2 separate regions of the Homo sapiens genome follow, and region 1 is linked to region 2. Evidence: chromatin contacts called from ENCODE Hi-C or POLR2A ChIA-PET data. All regions are on one chromosome and are shown on one strand. Each heading gives the region's core, a stretch centred on a gene start or an enhancer-like site at or near the end of the contact. The rest is flanking DNA. Distances are from core to core; before and after follow the strand shown.

Region 1 (2,808 bases), core at 66-2,565, 36 kb after region 2:
TGTCAAGCTCTTGGAAAAGGCCAAAGTTCACTATGTACCTTCTCGCTAATAGGATGAGGGTGAGTTTTTTAAAAAAATAACTCTTGAAAAGTTTCCTGAGAGGTAAACCCATCCTCTTTAAGAAACAACTATAAATCTTTATCACCAATTTCATGCATTCTAAGATGCACAGTTTTTCACACATAAATGTTCCTCAAATTGGGATGCATCTTGCAGTTGCTGCTGGCCTGGTGATAGTCAAGGAGCTGCCATTGCTCACAGGAGCACGAGCCTATTGTAGCTCTTCATAGGGCATTTTAATTGAGATGTGTGCCTGGTTGTTACCACCCATGTGAGCTCCTAGGCCGCTGGCAATGTCTTCAGAAAGTGTATACTACGATTTGACATTGACTTTCTACACAATGTCAAAGTGTAGGAATTTCAGGAATACCCTGGCCTTATATTTTCCTGTTAACATATGCACAAGAGTGATATGCAATCTAAAAATAATCTGTTTAAAGTCTGAAGGAGCATTTTCAAACTGATTATAAAGAAAAAAAGCTTATGTTAGAGTTTAATTAGCAGGTATCTGTTCCCTTTCTTAGTGATACAAAAAATAATGATATATTTTACGATCTTTCATTCTGTATCTTAAACTCAGTATATCCCTGGTGTGTTATCTCAGTCTATGCTCTTCATGCATCAGAGAAGCGTTGTGAAATGAAGCAGAATTCTGACTCAAGTAAGGGGAGCTGAAAAAGGGAGCTTTGCTTTAGAAACTTTTGAGGTTACTTCTCATGCCCTGGTGCTTGTACAGAAGACAACAACAAAAAAATCATGCCAGAGAAAAACAAGTTGGGTTACACAAGATTCAAGTGGGATTCAGTTTTCAGAGTGCTGGCAAACAGCCTGGAAACAGCTCTATAAGCTCCTGGAATCCTCCAGAGGACTGCAGAACTCCATAAACCATATTCTGACATCATCCCTGTCTGGGTATAGACAGGACCAGCAGCCACCCAGGAATGGCCTTAAAGAATCCCTAATGAATTAATCATCATAAACCAGCTCGGGAGCAGGAGAACATGCTCATGCCGTCAGTCTGCCTTTGCCCAGGAGTTCCACCTCCCATTCACCAATTAACTTTACAGTTGCATCTGCCTTTCCTGCCAAGCTCTCCCATAAAGGAATTTATCACCTTCTGTTCTGCTTTTCTTCCCAAATGTGAATCAGAAACCAACAGCACTGTTTAAAAAGGCACTTTCAGCAAATCCAATTATGCCCCCAAGCACCTTTACACAGAATGAGTGAGCTCTTCTGCCTTGCCTTTTGTGGCTTTATTAAACCCTGCTGGCCCAGAAGCTCACTGCTAGCTTGGGCCAATAATAATAAGAAACACTTGTTTATGTGCCAGGTACTGTTCTAAGGGTTTCATATATATTAACTCATTTCATCCTCATGACAATCCTTTGAGATCAGTACTGTTATTATCCCACGTTACAGATAAGGAAACTGAGGCACAGAGAAGTTAAGAAACTTGCCCAGGGTCACACAGCTCCAGGAAGACGAGATGAGGGTTGAACCCAGGCAATCTGGCTCCAGAGTCCATGCTTGTAACCACTCTACGTGCTCCACAATGAAGAAAGATGGTCAGACATTTTACTTTGCCTTTTACTAAGTGAAGATGTGAAAGTTAGATGGTCCTGTGGCGTTCACATCTTTAATCAGTCTTACTTGGAACTCAGTATATATAAAGGATCCGATCAGAGATGTCTTGTTTGAAATGGGGGTAAGGACCTGCAGGCATTGCGCCTGTATGGCCTTCCTGCTGAACCCCTGCGGTGGCCTTGGGCATTTCCTCGGACACCAGAGGCTTCTGGAAATCACAACTGGGAAACCTCCACCTGAATGTCTCTTCTTATTGATGAGTTACCCGAGGAGTTCCCAAGGCTGCAGAGCTCAGCAGGGGCAGAGCTGCCGGCAAAGCCCAGCTCCCCTGACGCTCCACCAGATTCTGGCTCCCTGGCCCCGCCCCAGCGTGCTGCCTCTGCACGTCAGTTAGCGCCTGCAACACCGCACTTAATGAGGACAAACAAATGTGCTCATCGCATTGAGTTCAAGTGCGAATGATGTGATCTTTCTGCTCCTGCTTAGCAATCCCTTCTCTGGAAAGATCTAGGGCAGACACCGCAGAGCTTTAAACATCGACTTCCAGAGAGCAGAGGTGGGTTTACTGGGAAGCCCTCAAAATCAGAGCTGCAGCAGTTCCGATTAATCTCAGTTAGTCTCATCTTCAAGGGAGTTTTCGCTATCACTATTATTTCATCCCTGGATATTGTTTGGAAGCCTGTCCTTCTAATCAATGCCTAGTAAGACAGGGGATAGGACACTTATACCACCTGAGAAATTTGGAAGGGCTCATGCAAGTTGGTAATATCTCTTTTTTTCTGGAGTATAAATCTCCAACTTCTTCTGTATGGATCACTTTGTATTTGCAGAGAGCCCACAAAGCGTCATTGTTTTTGAAAGCATTGCCTCTTGAAAATAAATCTGTGTCCTTTCCCTCGCAGCAGGCGCTACCAAGACCTTTTCTGAGGGCTCAAACCAGACAGATGGAGTAAGCGGCCATGAAGTAATACTAACTTACAATTACTGCTCTGTATTTTTAAGTTAATAAATAAATAATTCTTCAACTGCAACACTTTCCTTTGTGTTAACTGAACTCTTACACATGGCGTACACCCACGGTGATATTAGGAGTAATATCTCCCTAAGATATTATGAATAATACCACAGGCTGTACATCCACTGTAATATTAGGAGTAATATCTC
Region 2 (2,700 bases), core at 177-2,676:
GAGGTGGGAGGATCGCTTGAGCCCAGCAAGTCAAGACTGCAGTGAGCTGAGATTGTGCCACTGCACTCCAGCCTGGGTGACAGAGTGAAACCGTGTCTCAAAAAAAAAAAATGCATTCTTACTTCTAATCTCTTTGAACTTGCTGACCTCTTCTTCATCTCTCTTCTAAGAAGTTCCAGCATCTCCATCTGATCATTATTTTCAAGTTTCAAGGAGCTGTTTCTGCAATGTATTAGGTACAGTTCTGGGCATTCTACCAGGATAGTGAGTCCCGTGTCACTGAATAATACACCTGTATTAACAAACTGTCCACTATTCAGTCTTATATTCTGCCCTCCCTGATTTGGCACCTTTAAGATTCATTTCCAGGAGAGTTCTCCCACTTCCTGCTAGTACCTATTTGCCAGGTTTTGCAGTGCTTTTGGTGAATAACCCCTTTCTTCACATAACAGTATTTCCTCGCTTGGCTCATAATAAGATTTCTCATTATTGGTCTAGAAGAAATGAAGAGAGGTAGGGATGGATCTTAGAGACAAGCATCATCCTGCAAGGCATTTGCCCTTGCTACGTGAGGCCTTGGCATAGTCTCCGAGCACCAGAAGTCTGATTTCTCCTAGCAAGGAGAAAGGCTCCAGAGTATTCTCACTCTCAGTTTTAAGAGGAATCTGGGGTTTTAAGGTCCTTGAGCCCATCTACCCAAATATCTCCATCGGAACTCTCAGGGCCCCTCTCCTTTTTCAGGTCCCTTGCTTTAGCATTAGAAATTTGGGGGCTGGGCACAGTGGCTCATACCTGTAATCCAAACACTTTAGGAGGCTGAGGTGGGTGGACTGCTTGAGCCAGGAGTTGGAGACTAGCTTGGGAAACATGGTGAAACCTCGTCTCTATGAAAAAAAAAAAAAATCAGCTGAGCATGGTGGTGCATGCCTATAGTCCCAGCTACTTGGAGGCCTGAGGTGAGAGTAGATAGATCACTTGAGCCCAGGAGGTTGAGGCTGCAGTGAGGCATGTTCGCACCACTGCTCTCCAGCCTAGGTGGCAAAGTGAGACCCTGAAAAAAAAGAAAGAAAGAAAGAAAGAAAGAAAGAAAGAAAGAAAGAAAGAAAGAAAGAGAAAGAAAGAGAGCGAGAGAGAGAGAGAGAAAGAAAGAAAGAAAGAGAAAGAAAGAAAAAGAAAGAAAGAAGGAAAGAAAGAAGAAAAGAAAGAGAAAGAAAGAAAGCTGGTGGGCTGTGAACTCAGTCTCCTTTTTAGCTCTGTTGTATTTAAGATCAAACTTGGGGTCTTATTCTTCAGCTCATTCTACCCTCTGTCTACAGATGAGACTCCCTTTAAATGATGCCATGAAAGATTTCTGGCTTTTAACCCATGCTCTAAGTCAATGATTACCTCACCTGAGCCTGCTATTTCCTTCCTTTGTGGCTTCTCTAGCAGTTAACAACAAGCAACCAGCTCCACAGTTCTCATAATTATCATTGTCCCTGTATCTTTCAGTTCAAGAGCTACTCTATCAGCCAGTGCATTTCCCCGCCACCTACACACTACCGCAGTTAATCACAGGCAAGACTCTTAGTAATAGTGATGCTATAGCACTCCAGAGATCATCACTGCCCCACTTACTAACAGTGATGGGGTTTTTGTTGACCTGCTCTTTGTTGGCCAGCAAGTGACCCAATGCTAGAATCTCATTCTGAGGGTCTTCTGCCTTGGGCCATTCCTAAGACTTCCTGACTTAGGCTAGGTTCCTCCAAAACTAAGGATTTGAGTACAAGTGGTATGTTTGAAGTGTAAAATGTACCAGGAAGAACTAGTAGAGTAGTGAAGACTTGAGCCAGCAAAGGAAAGAGGCCAGCAGAATATTTAATCGCCAAGTTACCCACTGAGAACAATTGGGGCTCAGTCCCACCAAAAACCTCTGGGAGATGTGGAATACACATCAAAATTTTCCCACCCAGCGGGGGGCAGGAAAGCTGGGGTGTTTGTCTTTCAACTCCCATTTGCCCTTGGGTAAGAGCTGTTCCCCCAGCATGGACCTGCCACAGAGACAGAAAGAAGCCCTTGGGCCACAGGCAGAGAGTCACAGATGCTTCCAGTAACACTGGCTTATACTAGATCATCCCAAAGGACCTGGGGGATGTGGGCAGGGCACTGATGGCTGTCAGCTATACATGTTCCAATGACTTCCTGTCTAAAATAGCTTCATCACCTTTCCTCATCATTGCCCGTCCTCTTCAGCTGCTTTCTTTTACTTCTACCTGTCATTCTATTATATTTCTATTTCTTTTCTTTGTCTTTCTTTCTCTCTTTTTTTTTTTTTTTTTTTCTGAGACAGGGTCTGGCGCTGTTGCCCAGGCTGGAGCGCAGTGCAGTGGTGTGATCTTGGCTCACTGCAACATCTGCTTCCTGAGCTCAAGCAATCCTCCCACCTCAGCCTCCTGAGTAGCTGGAACCACAGGTGCGCACCACCATGCCTGGCTAATTTTTTGTATTTGTGGTAGAGACAAGGTTTCACCATGTTGCCCAGGCTGGTCTCAAACTCCTGACCTCAAGTAATCCACTTGCCTTGGCCTCCCAAAGAGCTGGGATTATAGGCGTGAGCCACCGCGCCTAGCCAATATTTATATTTATTTTCTTATCTGTCTCTCCACTTCCACTAGAATATAGGCCAGGGACTTCATCTGATTTATTTGCCACTATAATACA

What was found. A loop is a pair of places that touch in the nucleus more often than their neighbours do. ChIA-PET counts read pairs that join two places held with the same protein, here RNA polymerase II (POLR2A). Pooled maps may share reads with other maps.
Region 1: a loop to region 2 is called in a map of B cell, with 2.2 times the contacts of the local background. The contact joins two enhancer-like sites. A Hi-C loop is called at or near these places in 2 of 168 maps with a recorded cell type or tissue (B cell and left ventricle myocardium inferior), 10 of 37 single-sample maps with no recorded cell type and 9 of 50 pooled maps. POLR2A ChIA-PET finds 5 or more read pairs at or near these places in 9 of 52 experiments (CD4-positive, alpha-beta T cell, CD4-positive, alpha-beta memory T cell, GM12878 and 6 more).

Annotation. Positions count from the first base shown.
Region 1 is chr4:152,589,537-152,592,344 of GRCh38, forward strand. No RefSeq gene overlaps it. Among named protein-coding and RNA genes, the nearest start is that of MIR4453, 55 kb to the left of the region's middle. Within about 2 kb of position 1,316, at least 3 of the 41 ENCODE cell types and tissues checked have a DNase peak (open chromatin) inside an H3K27ac peak, as active enhancers do.
Region 2 is chr4:152,552,930-152,555,629 of GRCh38, forward strand. No RefSeq gene overlaps it. Among named protein-coding and RNA genes, the nearest start is that of MIR4453, 18 kb to the left of the region's middle. RefSeq lists an enhancer at 1,716-1,865. Within about 2 kb of position 1,427, at least 5 of the 41 ENCODE cell types and tissues checked have a DNase peak (open chromatin) inside an H3K27ac peak, as active enhancers do.